Regions from separate parts of the Homo sapiens genome. Here region 2 is linked to region 1. A link is a loop called in an ENCODE intact Hi-C map of the cell type or tissue named here. Cell type or tissue: mammary epithelial cell. All regions are shown on one strand. Links, peaks and the distances in the headings refer to the core of each region. The heading gives the core; the rest is flanking DNA. Region 1 has its middle 37 kb from the start of KU-MEL-3. Region 2 has its middle 43 kb from the start of CDYL-AS1.

The links. A loop is a pair of places that touch in the nucleus more often than their neighbours do. Peaks named below come from ENCODE experiments on the same cell type or tissue, not always from the same donor. Only the 100,000 strongest peaks of a DNase experiment are listed, where the experiment ranks them.
Region 2: a loop joins it to region 1, with 2.8 times the contacts of the local background. A loop is called at or near these places in 2 of 110 quality-filtered maps.

The regions. Positions count from the first base shown.
Region 1 is chr6:4,642,735-4,652,666 of GRCh38, reverse strand. It overlaps the pseudogene LOC124901549. Among named protein-coding and RNA genes, the nearest start is that of KU-MEL-3, 37 kb to the right of the region's middle. RefSeq lists a silencer at 4,718-5,012 and an enhancer at 4,718-5,012. In mammary epithelial cell, for the core only: no CTCF peak of the experiment used is centred there; DNase peaks (open chromatin) are centred at 4,866 and 7,556; H3K4me3 peaks cover 458 bases; H3K27ac peaks cover 391 bases.
Region 2 is chr6:4,727,917-4,737,848 of GRCh38, reverse strand. It overlaps a transcript of CDYL not described here. Among named protein-coding and RNA genes, the nearest start is that of CDYL-AS1, 43 kb to the left of the region's middle. RefSeq lists a silencer at 2,674-2,872 and enhancers at 4,053-4,942, 4,943-5,833. In mammary epithelial cell, for the core only: no CTCF peak of the experiment used is centred there; DNase peaks (open chromatin) are centred at 3,388 and 4,708; H3K4me3 peaks cover 258 bases; H3K27ac peaks cover 1,028 bases.

The sequences.
Region 1 (9,932 bases), core at 576-8,575:
AACTATAGTCTTTTGAGCGTGATCTCTTTTATTGAGCATAATGTTTTTGAGATTCATCCATGTTGGTGCATATACCAGCCATATATTCTTTTTTACTGCTATATATTGTTCCACTCTATGACTGTATCATAGTTTATCCATTCATCTATTGAAGGAAACTTGGGTGGGTTCTTTCCAGTTTGGGGCGATTAATGATAAAGCTGCTATGAACATTTGTGTCTATGACTTTATGTGAACATACATTTTCATTTCCTTTAAATAAATGGATAGGAATGGAATTGTTAGGTCATATAGTAAATATAAGATTAACTTTATAAGAAACTGCCAAGCTTCTTTCCAAAATGGTTGTACCATTTTACATGCATATCAAAATATATGAGAGTTCCAGTTGCTCCATTGCTTGTCAACACTTGGGATTATCAGGTTTTTTAAATTTTAGCTAATTTAATGCATATGTTGTGATATCTCATGGTATTTTTAAATTACTTTTTTTGGAATAATGTGTTGAATATCTTTTCATTTGCTTGTAAACTTTTGTATATCTTCTTTTTTGAAGTGTTTATTCAAGTCTTTCCCCTATTAAAAAAATGGGTTGTTTATATTGTTGAATATAACAATGAATGTAATAGTTGTTACGTAATCTGGATACAATTTTTTTCTCAAATGTACATTTTCAAATATTTTCTCCCATTCTGTGGTTTGCCTTTTTTTGTAAACATTGTCTTCAGAAGAATAGTGGTTTTAATTTTGATAAAGTTCCACATATTAATACTTTCTTTTATGGTTAGTGGTTGTTATGTTCTGTATGTGAGATATTTGTTAGATTGAGATTGGATATGTTTTCTTCTGGATGTTTTATAGTGTTATCTTTTACATTTAAGTCTATGGGTTAACATTTGTGTATGGTTTGAGGTAAGGGTCATAGGATATCTGATTGTTCCAGCACAATTTATTTGAAAATACTGTCTTTGAGCCATTGGCTTACCTTGTCACTTTGGTTGAAAATTAGTTGGGCATGTACATGTGAGTCCACTTCTAGACTCCCTAATCAGTTTTTTTGATCCATGTGTCTGTCTATATACCAATAGCTCATTACCTTGATTATTGTAGCAGTTTAGTAAGATTTAAAATCAGGTAGTGTTAAATCCTCAGACTTTTTTCTTTTCCAAAATTGCACTATTCTAGATGCTTTAAATTTTCATATAAACTTTAGAATCAGTTTGTCAATTTCTACAAAAAAATTCCTTTTTTGAGTCTAAAGATCAGTTTGGAAATAACTGACATTTTATAACTATTGAGTCTTCTTATCCATGAATATTATTTATTTCTCCATTTATTTGAGTCTTTTTATATCTCTCTGCTATGTTTCATGCTTTTCAGCATACACATCTTGATTATATTTTGTTAAGCTTATCATTAGGTATTTCAGGTATTTAATTTTTGTGTGTGCGTGTTGTAAATGTGAAGTTAAAATTTTTTTTTTATTTTCCAATTGTTTGGAAATACTGTTGATATTTAAATATTAACAGTATCTTGCAACTTTGCTAAGCCTTCTTATTAGTTTTAGTAATTCTAGTAGCTTTTTCATATTTCTCTTAAGATTTTCTATATAGACAATCATGTCTACAAATAAATAGTTTTTCTTCTTTTCCAATTTGGATGACTTTATTTGCACTGGCTGTGCCTTCTAGTACAATGTTGAATAGGAGTAGTTGAGAGTGACTATCCTTGCTCTGTTCCTCATCTCGGGGGAAATGTCCTGTCTTTCACCATTAAGTGTGATGTTAGCTGTAGGTTTTTCATAGATTTAAAAAAAAATCAGATTGAGAAAGTTCATTTTTGCTGAGAGTTTTTATCATGAATGAATGTTAAATTTTGCCAAATGCTTTTTCTGTGTCTATTGAGATGATCATAGGGTTTTACTTTTATTTTATTAATATGATGAATTACATTGATTAATTTTCAAATGTTAAACTAATCTTAAATTCCTGAGATAAATCCCACTTGATCATGATATATTATCCTTTTAAAATATTGTTTGATTTGTTTTGCTCATATTTTATTAAGAATTTTTGCCTTTATGTTCATGAAGAATATTAGCTATAGTTTTATTTTCTTTTAATGTCTTTGTTTTTAGTATCAGGGCAATACTGGCCTCATAAAATGGATGGGAAATGTTCCTTGATTCCTATTTTATAAAAATATTTGTATAGGATAGGTATTATTTCTTACTTAGGTATTTGTTAGAATTCATAAGAGAAGCCATCAAGACCTGGATTTATAATTGTGAGAAGATTTTAAATTACAATTGAATTTGTTTAATAGATATAAAGCCTTATCATATTTTATATTTCTGCTTGTGCCAGTTTTGGTAATCTGTATCTTTTGAGCAATGTGACCACTTATGCAATTTTTCAAATTCATTGGCATATACGTGTGTATATTCTTCCCTATATCGTTCTTTTAATATTTGTAGGATCTGTGATGATGTTCTCTCTTTCATTCCTGATTTTGGTAATTTGTGTCTTCTTGCTCAGTCTAGAGTCTTTGTGATTTTATTAATCTTCTCAAAGAGCCAGCCTTTGGTTTCATTGGTTATCTCTATTGTTTGCCATTTTTGGTTTCTTTTTACAGGAGAGGAAATAGTAGTGATAGTTTACCCTTTGTCTCAGTGGTAAACAATATTAGATAACCATAACAATGTTAATACCGACTCAGGAACACATGACTCATGATTATGATGTAACCCCATTTTGGAGTATGAGGAAAATGGAGGAGGAGAAGTAGTTTATGAAAACAATATCCTTATCTTTCTAATAGGAAGTCAATAATACACTAAAATAGATTAATCAACAAGTTGCAGAATAAACGTATCATTTTGAAATGTGAACGTAAATACTGGAAGAAAGAGAGGAAGGAAAGGAAAATGGTAGTATTCAGCAAGAAAATTGGGGAGTTAGGTCAGAAACTTTTTTTTTTTGTATTGAGTATTTGACAAAATATATGAGTGTTATTATGTTGATAAAATAAAAATTAATCTAACACTTCAGTATCAGAATGGGAAAAAGTATGGCTGGAAAACAAGGTTTTCCGAGCCTGGGAGAGGTTACAGACATGATCTCGGGGAATATGCCGTGACTTTGAGTAGTGTGGAAAGCCGCCTTTTATTTTCAGTTAGTTAAAAAAATTCTGCATTTGTTGTATTCTGATGGAATTATTATAAATGTGAAGTTATAAAGCCTGTTGTAATTGAATGAGGAATTGCCACATAAATATGTCCTTAACATCATATTAGATAGTTCTTTACAGTTTTCAAGGAGATTTCATATACATTGCCTTCTTTAAACCTCACTTTAGCTCCGTGAGCCCAGTGTTATTATAGACAGCATCTTCAGTTTGTAGCTGTGTTTCAGCTAAAAGATCTGCTGAGGGTCACACTGGTGGTAAGTACCTGGGGATGGACTACAAACTCATCACTGTCACTAAGAACTCCATAATATACATAGTTGAATCACAAAACAATTTTAAACATGTTGATTTATTTATCTGCTTGTTTTCATAACTATAACCTGATGACTTGAACAGTTGGTAGCAGGATAGAACATATATTGATGTTGCTTTGAATACATTTCAATATCTGTGCAGCAATTACTTGCTGTGTGACCTTGGGAACATTATTTAATTTATCTGAGCCTCTTTTTCTCCACCTGAAAAAGGATATTACTACCTTTCTCATAAGGTTGTTCTTCAGAGTTAACGTAAGTAAAATGCTTATGACAGTACCTAGAAGTTAGTATGGACTCAATAATTGCTTAATATTAGATCATTTTTGTTAACTATACAAATAACTAAGATTATTTGATAATTACTGCCTGCTATCTTTTGTATGAGAACCGCAATACTGCCTCACTATCAAATGATGATATTGAGTTCTCCTAGTGAAATGCTCAGTTAAAAAAGTGACACGTTCATATGTGAACATCAAAGTTAAACTGAAATTACTTTAAAAATTAATTTACTTTTGAAGATCACCTTCCTAGTAATGTGAGTCACTAAGAATCTGAGTACATAGATATAAATCCTGCTTTTGTAAGATAGCATATATGCAGAGAAAAATGTGGATAAGTACATATCAAACAGTTGACAGTGGTTATCTCTAAGGATTGGGATCATGGTAGGGGTGCATTGATCTAATTTATTTATTGTTTTTAGTGCTTTTTTAAAAAATAGAAAGCATATACTGCTTTTATTATCTGAAAAAATATGATTTAAAAATGTTTATGTAAAAAACAAGCCTTACAGAAATCACAGCCTTATCAGAAATGTTTGACATGACTTGCCCCACACCGGCTTCTAGTGAAATGCTCTGAGATCTCCCTGAGGATTGACATCCCGCTGACAGGTCTCTAGTTCTAGGATTTCCAAAGGTACCGATGAACCACTTGTACCATAGAATTTGCATCTGGTTTCCACGTAGGAGGTGTGTTCTGTGGGGCTCCCTGGGCTTGGTAGGCAAAACATTTTAGGAACAGAGAAAATGTGTTGGCTTTAAAGAAGAGATTTCACTGCTGGTCTTTCCAGCTATGACCTGTGACCGGCTGTGGGCATTACTGTAGTCAAAGCCATTTTAGTTAAACATATTTATAAGCAGAGTTAAAAAGGGACTGTGGCTGCTATCTCACACCCCAAGATGACATTCAAGCTTTGCGTTTTCAGTTATTCCTAAAGTTATTTCTAAAACCAATGCTGCACTCAATTTTAGTCTCTCTCTCTCTCCCCTTCCTGCCCATCCGGGGTCTAGCCAAAGCTCCCTTCCTCAACTCCAGCTCCATCTCTCCAGGTTTTCCCTCTGCCCGGTTCTCCCGGGAGCGAGAGGGGGTGGGGACAGGCGGCTTTGGCGTCAACAGCAGCACGAGCTGCGGCTTCCTGCCTCCCCAGGCGGCTTCGGTTCCAAGGGTGCCTGGCTGCCTAGCGTCCCGCAGTGTCCAGGGCTTTCAGACCTCACCTAAGGTCCTAAAGATGTCCTCATTCTCCAGAATGGCACTGCCTCTACCAAGGAGGACACTTTGAAGTGTTGGTCCTGGCTACAGGCGCCCTCTGCTACTGACTGGTACCTGTGAGTCTATATAAAAGCCATAGAGCCAATTCCTCACACCCTCAGCAAATGAAACCTGCCCGTGGGATGCCCTTTGGCTTTTATTTCACGAGTGATCAGAAGCTGGCTACCGCCCTGGTGGCAAGTGTGAGCTTACTGTCACTTACTGTCTGGGCAGCAGTTTATGACATCTGTATGGTTTTAACTCTCAACCTTTACACTCTCTTGAATAACAAACTTGAAAAGAGATGACTCCCGGGAAGAACCTCCCCAATTTTGTTGTTGTTGTTTGTTTGTTTTTCTTCTTTGAGATGGACTCTGACTCTGTTGCCCAGGCTGGAGTGCAGTGGCGTGATCTCGGCTCACTGTAACCTCTGCCTCCTGGGTTCAAGTGATTCTCCCACCTCAGCCTCCCAAGTATCTGGGATTACAGGCACCCGCCATCATGCCCAGCTAATTTTTGTATTTTGTATTTTTAGTAGAGATGGGGTTTTGTCATGTTGGCCAGGCTGGTCTTGAACTCCTGACCTCAGGTGATCCACCTGTCTAGGCCTCCCAATGTGCTGGGATTATAGGGCCAAGAACCGCCTTTCACAGGAATTGAGAACATTTAAAAAGGATGTCATAGGCCATGTTCCGAAGAAAGGGAACCTTATGAGATTATTGATGACAGATTCTGAGGAATTAGCTGAGCTTTCTGATGGGTCATCAGAAATGTGGGTGGGAGACAAAGGCTGTTCCAAAGTGTTCCAGGCCAAGGTCAGAGCAAAACTCGTGCATGTGTTGGGTATCTGGCCCCATTCGAGGTTGCTTTGGCCGGACGTGGTGGCTGACGCCTGTAATCCCAGCACTTTGGGAGGCTGAGGTGGGCAGATCACGAGGTCAGGAGTTAGAGACCAGCCTGGCCAACACAGTGAAACCCCGTCTCTACTAAAGATACAAAAATTAGTTGGGTGTGGTGGTGTGCGCCTGTAGTCCCAGCTACTCGGGAGACTGAGGCAAGAGAATTGCTTGAACCCAGGAGGTGGAGGTTGCAGTAAGCCGAGATTGTGCCACTGCACTCCAGCCTGGGTGACAAAGTGAGACTCTGTCTCAAAAAAAAAAAAAAAAGTAATGATGATAACAATAATCAACTAATGTTTACTGGATACCTGCTATGTGCATGACCTTACTCATTTGGGTCTCACCACAAGCCTAGGCGAAGAAGCCCAAAGCACGTGCCATCCAACATCCCCTAGTCTAGTCCTTATGCTTGCTCTGATGAGATGAGCACAAGGCTGGCTGCAGAGGAGAAAGTTCTTTCCAAGGCTTAAGGTACCCTTTATGTCCTCAGCCTTTATTGAGGGTTGGTGTGAGAAACAGCCCTGTGACAAACATCTCTGAAGGTGTTCTTTATCTGTTATTGACTGCGGTCCATTTCCTTGTCTAGTGGCTTTAAAAGAAAACCATATGTCATAAATTCCTTTGGGAGTTAAAGGTTGTTTCTCTTGATGGTTTTTTGTGCTTCCTTTCATTAGACGGATGTCTTGGTCTAAGGCCTAGAGATTCTGATTCAGTGCGTTTGAGTAGGGTGAGATGACCAGACTTTGAAGATGCCCCCTCCCTTTGAGTCCGAGGCACAGCCAGGGCTAGGAACCCCTCCTGTGGCTCTTGGTCAGCTCCCCCTGTAGTCCCTGATTGGGATCACAGAGCTAAGATTTGTGCTCCTTTTACCTAGGTTTTCTGACAGAATTTTTGCACCCTTTTCATGTCTTGTCTCTTTTCTTGTCTCTTGTCTCTTGCTGTTTTGCTTCCCTTCCCTTAATATTTTTAGAATTCATATATCATTTATTGTAAAATACCTTGTCTGCTTTCAGCATAAAACCAAATGAATGAAAGAATGGGTGTCATTCTCCACCTAAAGTTTCCAACAGGATTTTCCTTAAAACACCTCCTTATTCTTTCTTTCTGTCATTCTTTCACCTACTTTGCTGTTTTTAATTAATTGCTTGACAAAGTAAACATTTATTTACTTTTGAAAGACACTAATGTATTCTAAAGGGAAACTGGCTCCCTCTCAAATGTCTGGAGCCATCATAATTGTGAAGAGACACTGTTCCAGGAGAAGTAGTTCAACCTTGAGATAATGAGAGGGTTGTCTGGAGAGGACCATAATGAGTTCAAAGGAAGGTGCTGGAATAAATGCAGACACAGAGGTTGTTAATGCAATGTAGAGATTGTCTCATCTCATGGCCCTCCCACCCCATTCCACTGATGTCAGTTTAGTTACTTCCCTTGCTTGCGGTATGTCAACATGCAGCAATTATTTTGTTTTTGTTAACAATGATAGGACTTCAGTGCGATGAACTTGGCCTGCATCCCTGAATGCTGCATTTACAACCAGCTTTCCTTGCTTGACAGCAGACTTCATTGAATAAAAAGAGGCAACTCCAAAGGTTATTGCAAGATTACAGCATAGCAGGTCTGGACAAAGGCACTGTGGAATGTGGGAGGATGACTGACTGGGGCCTGGAGGAAGTGACATTGGCTTCAGTGGGGCACTGTAGAGTCACATAGTAATGCACATGTGACCAGCTGCAGGTGTTTGCTTGATCCTATCTTCTACATAAGAAAAAGAACTTTAAAAAAATCATTTAGTGTGACAAAGGCTTCAGTACCATCAGATTATTAAAATTATCCTACTGATGGAATGGTTTTTAAATTAAATTTTGTGTAATGTTGACAAACCTCTATCAATATAGCAGGTTTCATCTGCTGCTAATCAGCATAAGTGACTTACAACTAAGTTAATCAGCCATTTTCATTCCAGAGGTTGATCTTAATCCAACTGTTTATTAATAATTCGAGTGCCCCTCTCTCTGTTTTCTGAAGGAATCGGTTGTTTATACTTTTCAAGTCCCTGCTCCAGGTTAACTTTCTTTTTCTTTTTTTTTTTTGAGATGGAGTCTTACTCTGTAGCCCAGGCTGGAGTGCAGTGGCATGATCTTGGCTCACTGCAACCTCCGCCTCCTGGGTTCAAGCGATTCTCCTGCCTCAGCCTCCCAAGTAGCTGGGATTACAGGCGCATGCCACCACGCTCAGCTAATTTTTGTATTTTTAGTAGAGACAGGGTTTCACTGTGTTAGCCAGGATCCGGGTAAACTTTCACACTAGATGGTATCACTGTCTTTTGGAAATTTACCACTGAACTGGGATGATACACCACGTAGGAAAAAATCATTAGCAATACAAAGCAGTGTAAGTTAGCAGTGCTAACAGGTGGTAGAAACCCAAGTTGTCAGGAATTGAGAAGCAGGCATGACCACATGGGTTGGGGAGAGGAGGGAGTGATTCCCTAGAGATGGCACCTAGTCTATGGGAAAGCCACATCTTTGTATGCTGTAGGAACCCTCTTCTCCAGCCATGGTGGCCATGCATCTGTGGAATTTTCCTTTCCTGCTTACCACCACACCTTTGCCAGTATGATTTTTTCCACCTAAAATGTCTAACCTTTTTGTTCACTTAACACAATTCTCCCCAAGTTTCGAAACTCAGGTTGTGGAGGTCCTTGACTGTGTGGCTTGGAAATGTGCACTTTCTGTTGTTGGAAATCACTACCTACTATTGAATGAGATTGTGAAATGATACACATGAACCCTAGCTGTGTTATAAGAAGAGAATTGTTTCCAGACATGCAATACAATGGGCCTGTGCCTCCTGTTTACTCATTTGTTGTCACAACAGCCCGGTAGTGTGTTGACAGATATGAAGGAACACATCTCACACATGAGCGTGAAAACCCAACCATCAGCTTATGAACTACAAAAGGATTATTATTTATTGTTTTTCTCTTGGACATCTGAGAAGGGGCTAAAGAGTTCACAACCAAACCTGGTTGCATTGTGCTTTGCTTTATTGCACTTTGCAGATAGTACGTTTCTTACAGATTGAAGTTTTGTGGCAACCCTGTGTGGGGCAAGTCTATCAGCATGATTTTTCCAGCAGCCTTTGCTCACTTTGCGTCTCTGTGTCATAGTTTGGCAATTCTCACAACATTTCAAACTTTTCCATCATTATAATATCTGTTCTGGTGATCTGTAATGTTACCATTGTAATTGTTTTGGGGGGCCACGAACTATGCCCATAGAAGATGATGAATGTAATTCACAAATGCTGTGTGTGTTCTGACCCCTCCACCAGCCTGCTGTTCTCCCACCACTGTCCCTTTTCTTGGGCCTTCCTATTCCCTGAGATACAATGATGTTGAAATTAGGCCAATTAATAACCCTACAGTGGCCTCTAAGTGTTCAAGTGAAAGGAAGAGTTTCATGTCTCTTATTTTAAATCAAAAGGTAGAAATGATTAAGCTGAGATAGCTGAAAGCTAGGCTCTTGTGCCCGAGAGTTAGCCAACTTGTGAATGCAAAGAAAAAGTTCTTGAAGGAAATTAAAAGTGCTACTCTAGTGAACACACAGATGATAAGAAAGCAGAACAGCCTTATTGCTGATATGGAGAAAGTTCTAGTGGTCTGGATAGAAAATCAAACCTGTCACCACATTTCTCTGTGCCAAAGCCTAATCCAGGGCAAGGCCCTAACTCTCTTCAATTCTCTGAGGACCAAGAGAGGTGAGGAAGCTGCAGAAGAAAAGTTTGAAGCAACAGAGGTTGGTTCATGAGGTCTAAGGAAAGAAGCCGTATTTGTAATTTAAAGGGCAAGGTGAAGCAGCAAGTGCTAATGGAGAAGCTGCAGCAAGTTATCCAGCAGATTTAACTAAAATTGATGAAGGTGGCTACATTAAATAGAAGATTTTCAATGTAGAAGAAACAGCCATGTATTGGAAGAAGACACCAACTAAGA
Region 2 (9,932 bases), core at 958-8,957, 85 kb before region 1:
GGGTCTTATTTAAGAAACCATTTCCAGCTGGTGCGATGGCTCACACCTGTAATCCCAGCACTCTGGGAGGCCAAAGTGGGTGGATCATGAGGTCAAGAGATCGAGACCATCCTGGCCAACATGGTGAAACCCTGTCTCTACTAAAAATACAAAAATTAGCCAGGCGTGGTGGTGCATGCCTGTAGTCCCCCCTACTTGGGAGGCTGAGGCTATTTTTTTTTTTTTTTGAGACGGAGTTTTGCAACATGATCACGGCTCACTGCAACCTCCACCTCCCAGTTTCAAGGGATTCTCCTGCCTCAGCCTCCTGAGTAGCTGGGATTACAGGCATGTGCCACCATGCTGATTTTGTATTTTTAGTAGACACGGGGTTTCACCATGTTGGCCAGGCTGGTCTCAAACTCCTGACCTCAGGTGATTCACCCGCCTCAGCCTCCCAAAGTGCTGGGATTACAGGCGTGAGCCACTGCGCCTGGCCCCTTTTAATTTTTGTTGCAAATATTTCTTAAGTTTGTTATTTTTGGTCTGTGACGTGTTTTGCATCTTTTTTTGTGTGTGTAGTGAAATCTATCAATTTCCCCCATCGTTCCTTCTATTACTTTTATACTTAGAAAGCTTCTACTGTCTCAAATCAGTTAAAGTCACATATGGTTTCCTTTAGGAAAACTTTTAAAGTTGTCTTTACAACTTGTTTTTCATCATATAAAAAGATGTTTATTATTATTTTTAAAGACAGTACAAAGGAGTTTAACATGAAAAGACATTCCCTTCTTTTCCTCTCAATTTCCATCTCTACTCCCCAGAGGTAATCACTGTTAGCAGTTTCTCGGGTATCAATTCCAGAATATTTTGTGAATATCAAGCATAAACAGGAGTCACAGTAACAGACTATTTAGGGAACTCGTTCTGTCATCTCAGAGTTGCTTGTCCCATCAGTGTATTCTGTTTACCACTATATCGATAAACAAAGCACTTGAAACATGATAGATGTAATTTGTTGAATTAAGTGAATTAGCAGATGAGAAATTTCTGAGACTGTCTTTTGCAAAGAGAGGATTCATGTTTACTCCTTTTCAATGTTTCATGTGCACTTACTCTTAATGTCTATGCTCCTCCTGCTAAGTCTATGGGTTATGAGGGAAAAAAAAAGCTAAGTTGCTAATAAAGTGCGTAGCAGAAAAAAAAAAAAGCTGAGTAGCATTGGCTTTCATGTCTCTCCACTCCTAGGGAAGTTGCCAGGTGATTCTGCAAACCTCACCAAGAGGCCACCAAACCAGCCCTGCAGCCATGTCCCCTGCACCCTCCTGACCTATATAAGCAGAGGCCAGGAAGGCTGTGGGAGGATTCCCTGGAGCAGGCAGTAGTCAGTCTAGTGCAAGGGTTCTTTGTCTGTCCTTGGCAGGTTGCAAACATCAATGGGAAAAATATTCCATCCTTATTTTCACTATCCTCTAGCTGAAATGTTGCATTTCCCCCAATTATGAATGTACGCAACAAACTATAGTAGTACCAGCAACAACTGTAACTTAGTCTCTAGTAGAAAGCACACGTGTTTTCATATAACATACAGCTATTGCAGATATAGCAAAATACCTTTATACTCATCACTAGTTAGAAATCACTGTTAGACCTTGTTATACTATGTTTTAATAAAGCATCATCTAAGTGAAAGAAGCCAGACACAGAAGGACAAGCACTACATCATTTCACTTGAGAAATATAAAATAGTCAAACACATAGAAGCAAAGAGCAGAATGATGGTTGACAGGGGCTGGGGGAGTGGGAAACAGGAGGGCTTGGTCAAAGGGTACAACATTTCCCTTATACAAGTTCTAAAGAGCTACTGGAGAGCATGCTGTCTATAGTTAACAGAACTTGCATACTTGAGCATTTACCAAGAGGGTAGATCTTAACTGTTAGGTGCTCTCATCCCACCCCCCCCCATCACGTGCACACATGCACATAAATACAGAGGGCGGGGGAACCTTTTGGAGATGATGGATATGTTTATAACATAAATTGTGGTGATAGTTTCATGGGGGTGCACGTATACATTAAATATGTACAACTATTTTTTTTTTTGAGATGGAGTTTCGCTCTTGTTGCCCGTGCTAGAGTGCAGTGGAGCGATCTCAGCTCGCCGCAACCTCCACCTCCTGGGTTCAAGTGATTCTCCCACCTCAGCCTCCTGAGTAGTTGGGATTACAGGTGTGCACCACCAAGCTTGGCTAATTTTTTTGTATTTTTAGTAGAGATGGGGTTTCACCATGTTGGCCAGGCTGGTCTCGAACTCCTTTCCTCAAGCGATCCACCCACCTAGGCCTCCCAAAGGGCTAGGATTACAGCCATGAGCCACTGAGCCTGGCCTGAATAGGTACAGCTTTTTGTATGTCAATTATATCCTAATAAAGTGATTTTTTTTAAAAAGAAGCATTATTACTAGAGTACACATTTTCAAATGATTGTGATAACTGCATTTCAATGTAATTGATAACCTTTGTAGTCCTGTATATTTTATTTTATAAACTTAAAAACGTCCTTTTTTTTTTCTTTTTTTTGAGACAGAGTTTCGCTGTTGTTACCCAGGCTAGAGTGCAACGATGTAATGAATCTCAGCTCACCGCAACCTCCATCTCCCGGGTTCAAGCGATTCTCCTGCCTCAGCCTCCTAAGTAGCTGGGATTACAGGCATGCGCCACCACGCCCAGCAAATTTTGTATTTTTAGTAGAGACGGGGTTTCTCCATGTTGGTCAGGCTGGTCTTGAACTCCCGACCTCAGCTGATCCGCCTGCCTCGGCCTCCCAAAGTGCTGGGATTACAGGCATGAGCCACTGTGCCCGGCCAAAAACATCATTCTAAGGAGTCCACAGCTTCACCAGACCACCAAAGGGACCCAAGCACAGGACAGATGTAAAGGGAGAGTGTGGTGTGGGGCGATTCCCCTATGGGCTCTTCCTTGCCAGATGGACTCCAAGCTTGCCACTGGGAGAAACCAAGACCTACCTGTAAAGCGGGAGGCTGCTGTGCCCCGCTTTGCTCACTGCTCACGGAGATGCTGGGGTCTGAAGGCCCATCTGGTGCTGACACTAGCACAGAATAATGAGAAAGTTTCTGAGAGAGGTGGACCCATCCTCTTCCCCATCCCCATCTTCCCTCCATCCCCATCCCCCAACTTCCCATCCCTGTGCCCTCCCCTTCCTGAATTAGGAGTCTAACTGAACATAGAAACTGGTCTCTCCTTTTCATCTAGAGAATTCTGAATGCAAAAGTCTTGCTGCAGCAGCCCGTCCCAGCGGGATGAAGAGAAAGCAGACAGAGAGAGCAGCTACACTCTCCCCATCTGGAATGTGGAGTGGAAGGATGTGCTGTGGGCCAAGTGAATGCAGCAGACAGTGACTCAGGCCATCTGGCTGGTGACCCGCCCAAGGTGGCTGGCTGTCTGGTGGGGAGCCCCCTGCATCATGTGCCCCAGGCTGTGATGGGGAGAGCTGGCAGGAGCCTAGGAGTGGGACTCTGAGATGACCCAGTATGCATCAGACAACAGTGCCCTGGAGAGACCCTCAAAGGTCTCTTGAGCCCACACAAGGGGACCCTCCCAGAGAGAGAGTTTGACTGTCAGGACAGCTGCATGACTTACATAAAGGCACCTTTCCCCTAGTCCTTTCCCCTCCCTTCCCGACAACGCCAGAGGGGAAACAGCAGAGAGAGGGCTGGGCGTGGTGGCTCATGCCTGTAATCCCAGCACTTTGGGAGGCTGAGACGGATGGATCACCTGAGGCCAGGAATTCGAGACCAGCCTGGCCAACATGGTGAAACCCCATCTCTACTAAAAAATACAAAAATTAGCCATCACCTGTAATCCTAGCTACTTGGGTGGCTGAGGCAGGAGAATAGCTTGAACCCAGGAAGCAGAGGTTGCAGTGACACGAGATTGTGCCATTGCACTCCAACCTGGGTAACAGAGTGAGACTCTGTCTCAAGAAAAAAAAAAAAAAAGAAGAAGAAAAGAAAAGAAAAAGAAAAAGAAACTGCAGAGAGAGAGGAGAAGAGGAGTAAAATGCAGAAAGAGCAAACAGCCCACCTTCCAGAACAGGGACTGCAAGCCTGGCCTTAGGTGGACGGGAAAAGCCTTTAAACGAATATAAAATTAATCTTTGCCTTCACTTACTGAAATTTTCATACCTGAGATGGAGTCTTAATGACCAGAATGAAGTTTCTCTTAAAACTGAGTGACTAAAAGGCTGTCTGTTCAGCACAAGGAGTAAGGAAGGGGACAAAAGTTTGGAGATTTGGAGCCAGAGGTTGAAAAAAGTATTTCATGGTGTACACCAAACAATTTAGACTAGTCTTGTGTAATATTTATCCATTTGATCTCTGTCTTTTTAAAAACACATAACCACTCACTTTTTTCTTTTTTTTTTTTTTACTTTATCTGAGTCACATACATTTTTACGGTTTCATTTTTTTAAAAACATGTAACTTTTTAATCCAACTGGAATTGATTTTGCCATGCTGTGGCGGAACAGGGACATGGCTTTTACCCTGAGGTTAGGATTGCAATGTGTCCAGGAAAGCCCTGGATTGTCACTGCATGCCTACCTGGGGGGTTTCAGTGAAGAGTCACTGACATTCCTCTTGAAACTTGCAGGGCTCTGCTTGATCATCATCAGGCAGGCTACTGCTCAGGCCCTGGGGAAGGAGAGGAAAGCACAGCAGCTGAGTCACCGGGAGGGAGACACTCATGTGTATAGGGAATCTGTACCCAGAGCTGCGAGGGAACGTGCTTCCTGGCTCTGGGCCACACAGGCTGAACGGCAGTGGGAGGCTGACTGCCTTAGGTGGCTGAAGCAGAATGCTGAGGAATAGGATGGATTTGCTGACGTTTCTTGGAGGATCCGAAGTAGCTTTCACTGTTCCGCTCTCTCCCACTCTGCAGCGCCGCAGGGACTCCTCACCACCTCTGTTGTCCCTGTTCAGCCAAATACTCCATCTAATCCTCCTATCTCTGCCTGTCTTCCAGGCCGCTATCTTTTCTTTCATTTTCCTTTTCAAACTTGAATCTGTTTTCCTCCCTTTCATTTGCTTATCTATTGCTTTCTCCTTGTTTTTTCTTATTACCTTTTTTCCCCTCAAAATTGAAGGGATACTGAGAATTCCCCCCCAATCCCCCCCTCTTTTTTTTTAAAAAACAGGATCTCTCTCTGTTGCCCAGGCTGCAGTGCAGTGGTGCAACCAGAGCTCATTTGCTGCCTCAACCTCCCAGGCTCCAGCAAGCCTCCCACCTCAGCCTCCTGAGTAGCTATGACTGCAGGCATTCACCACTATGCCCAGTGAATTTTTTATTTTTTAATGTTTTTGTAGAGATGGGGTCTTGCTATGTTGCTCAGGCTGGTCTTGAATTTCTTGCCTCAAGTGATCCTCCAGCCTCTGCCTCCCAATGTGCTGGGATTACAGGCATAAGCCGCAGTGCCCAGACATTTCTTCCCATTAAATTAAATTAATTAATTAATTTAGAGACAGGGTCTGGCTCTGTTGCCCAGGCTGGGGTGCGGTGGCACAATCAGAGCTCACTACATTTGCAATCTCTGGGGCTCAAGCAATCCTCCCGCCTCAGCCTCCTGAGTAGCTGGAACTACAAGCATGCACCATCATGCTTAGCTAATTTTTGTACTTTTTGTAGAGACAGGATCTTGCTATGTTGCCCAGGCCAGTCCCAAACTCCTTGGCTCAAGTGATCCTCCTGTCTCAGCCTCCCAGAGTGCTGGGATTACAGGGATGGACCACCATGCCCAGTCATTTTTTCCTATTTTAAATCAACTCTACATATTACTTTTAAATTATCACATATTTAAAATTTGTATTTCACACATACAAGAGAATATATTATAAAATAAAATGACCTCATGTAATTGACACCGAAAAGAAATAAAACATTACCATCTTCCCCCTCCTTCCACAGATTACTAGTCCCTTGAATTTTCTTGCATATTAATTTTTGCAGGAGGCAATGATTTCTTTTTTTTTTTTGAGACAGAGTCTTTCTCTGTCACTCAGGCTGGAGTGCAGTGGTGCGATGTTGGCTCACTGCAACCTGCATCTCGGCTCACTGCAACCTCTGCCTCTGGGGTTCAAGTGATTCTCCTGCCTCAGTCTCCTGAGTAGCTGGGATTACAGGTGCATGCCACCGCATCTGGCTAATTATTGTATTTTTAATAGAGATGGGGTTTCACTATGTTGGCCAGGCGCTGGTCTCGAACTCCTGACCTCAAGTGATCTGCCTACCTCAGCCTCCCAAAATGCTGGGATTACAGGCATGAGCCACCATGCCCGGCCAGGAGGCAACATTTCAAGACATGTTTTTTGGATCCATAATGGAAGGGGATGAGACACAGAGGGAGCCAGGGGCACCTGACATAGACCCTGGAATTCTTACCATTTGAATTAGATCATGATAGCCCCTTTAAAAGGCATGCTGGCTATTTAGGTAGTTTAATACACTAGCACCCTTTAATACTGTAAGAAGGATTTATGTCTTAACTACTCATAAAGATGAAAATAGGTTGGGAGATCCATGATTTATGTGAACACTTCATGTGAAAAAACCTGGAGGCTTCAGTTAGCTACGAGATTTATATAAGCTGAAGGTGTTAAGTGGTCTTGAAAAAGACAAATACAATCGTACAATGTATTACCAGAAGTGTAACGTTCCGGACACAGGAGAAGTCAAGCAATGGAGTATTCGCACTAGTCAGGATAGCACACTCAATGCTGAGCATCGTTACGGAATGAGCAAAGGAATACCTGCACTTGTTCCAGGCCCAGACGTTGAAAACATGCAAAGAAGCAGCAAACAACAGTGGACCGGTAATCTCATCATTCCAAACAACCACTTTTAACTTTTTTTGGAAATATTTTTCCAGGATATTTGCTAAATAGGTGTTAAAAACTAAGAGGGAGAGCAAGGCGGAATGTGTGCAGAGGAAAGTCACCAGAACGGGGTGGTGAGTGAGGCATGGAATTGCAACTGTGTAAAGAGCTATGTCAGGCGAGGGAGGGAGGCCAACTCTTCTGTGTTGTTTCAGAGAATACTATTGGAATCACAGAGATAGGGAGGACCCTGCAAGGGGATGCTGAAAGAGGTATGTTCTTTTTTTTTTTTTTTTTTTTTTTTTTGAGATGGAATTTCGCTCTTGTTGCCCAGGCTGGAGTACAATGGCGCAATCTCGGCTCACTGCAACCTCCGCCTCCTGGGTTCAAGCGATTCTTCTGCCTCAGCCTCCTGAGTAGCTGGGATTATAGGCATGCACCAGCACGCCAGGCTAATTTTGTATTTTTAGTAGAGACGGGGTTTCACCATGTTGGTCAGGCTGGTCTTGAACTCCTGACCTTGTGATCTGCTCGCCTCAGCCTCCCAAAGTGCTGGGATCACAGGCATGAGCCACCGTGCCTGGCCAGTCTTCACATTTCCTTGACTCTTCACTCTGCTTCTGTAGGAGAACTCAGCTTAGCTCATGAACAAGACTTTAAAATGGACTTGCTGAGCAGGAAGACATTTGGTGCCAGTACTGGAACCGTTACGCTTTGCCTCCAAAGAATTTCCTTCCCTCACTTGGAAGCATGTAAATGACATTACCTAATTATAGAATCTCAGAAAAACACAGAATTAAGTCTCCATGGTTGCTTCTGTAGTTTACCCCCAGCAAAGGTTTGTAATCTCAGGCTGGTTTCACTGTGCCACCCAGAACCCACCTTTATCATTTTCCAGACTACCAGTGGTTGGAGACACTTGTTCTGGTAATATCTCCAGCAAAGCCTCATCAGAAAAAATATATTTCTTATAAGAAAATTGTCTGATCCTTTCAGAATAGAAAAGCTTTTGGGTTTTTGGATGTTTCAAGGTACCTGTACTATTGTCTCTACCTTTTTTTTTGAGACACAGTCTCACTTTATGGCCCAGGCTGGAGTGTAGTAGCGTGATCGTGGCTCACTGCAACCTCCACTTCCCAGGCCCAAGTGATTCTCCCACCTCAGCCTCCTGAGTAGCTGGGACCACATACATGCACCACCATGCACAGCTAATTTTTGTATTTTTTGTAGAGACAGGATTTCACCCTGTTGCCCAGGCAGGTCTCAAACTCCTGACCTCAAGTGATCCACCCGCCTTGGCCTCCCAAAGTGCTGGGATTACAGACATGAGCCACCATGCCCAGCCTCCACCTTTTAATCCTAATCAAAATGTGATTTGGTCATTGTTTTTTTTAGATGATGGATTTCTAATTACTTAAGGAATGGGCCTTCTGCATGTGAGCATGTGAGGACTTCTCGGATCCATGCCTAGGTGTGACAAATATTCTCTTCTCTAAAGCAATGTATAACCTGGGAGTAATCCCAGTTGGTCTGGGCTTTAGATTTGCCAGAGGTCTGAGAAGGTATCAAGGTCTAGAAATGTGGATGTGGCTTTTGCATGCTCAGTCGACTTGTTGATTCTGGTGTGTGTATATGCACGCAAAGTTTCAGAGAAAATAGATCGGAAAAAGGCTTGAAAACAGCCTGAGCAAAAACAGGCTGTAGGGCCTCTTTAGGACCTTGCCGGATGCCAGCACAAGGGATAGTCTGTTTGGGGGAATTTCAGGGGTGGAAAAAAGATGCTACAGAGCTGGGTTTGTGTGTTTGGAGAAGAGGGAATTTTATCCCACTCTGTTGTTGACCTGCTGACTCTGTGCTGTAATTGATGAGTTTCTGTGCCTGACTACCACACTGGGCTGAGTAGGCAGAGAGAAGACATTAAATAAGGGTTAAGTTGAATTGGTTTGATCCTAAGAGGGAGACTGGGACCTGGGAGGAAAGATCTTTGGGAAGGCATGTGCTGGGACTGGGCTTGGGAAGTAGAACCCAGACCAGCCTGAAGCCTGGGTACACCCTGGTATGTACTAAATTAGTGGAATGGCATGGAACTGTGCAAATAGTTAAAGCTGGATTGTAGAGAAGTCATTGTTCCACTTCAGATGGCCAACTGACCTTGAGAACCGGAGTGGGCACAATATGGCAAAGTGCACAGAAAGGGCTCTGAGCCCATGACATCGCTTTGAAGGATGACACTTTCTGATCTCTTTACAACCAAAAGCAGAAAGCTACCCTGGTCACTGAAGCCCTCTGTCCAGGGGCTTGCTGGAATTCCTCGACAAGTGTCCAGTAAAATGGACTTCCTTTCCCTTTAATAAGCAAGAGTCCAAGATTCCTCATCAGGTGTGCAGGGGAATCTGTCCTTTCTGGGGACCTCTGAAGAGTTTAATTAACTGATTTCTCAGTGCCTGGCTTTCATCATCTTTTCCATTTTTCAGTTCAGCCACTAGTGTTCAGGACCTGGAAGCAATAATTGGAAATGTTCTAGAAGCAAGCGGGACGGAAGAGGAAGCCCATGCAAGGATGGGGGAGTGAAGAGGAGGAACCTGAGGCTGAAGAGCCACATGCAGCAGGGAAGCCCACACTGGGGATAGAGGCTTGGGAATGCCCTGGCACAGGCAGTGGCCTCAGGGGTGGTGGCTTCAGGGGTGAGCCCGAGGCAAAGTCCTCCTAAGCAGCCAGTCAATTGGCTCAGATGTGGATCAGCCTACGGCTAATCATCCACAAGCAAGCTTAATTTTGCTGGGTGTGACCAGAGATAAAAGAAGTAACAGTCCCAGTCATTTCATGGGAGCGGAGTGATAACACTCTGAAGAGAAACTGTTTAGTTGAAGAAAGAGTCCTTAAAAAGGAAAAAAAATAAGCAAATTCTGAAGCATGGGTTAACTATCAAATGGGCACTTGTAGGTCGTCTCAGTTGTAAACCCTCTAACCAACAAATGGCTTCTGTCGACAGCAAGGAGCTTGCTGCAATAATCCTGGAGGAGAGGCAGTCACAGGCTCTAAATGTGGAAAATGTTGGTAACCC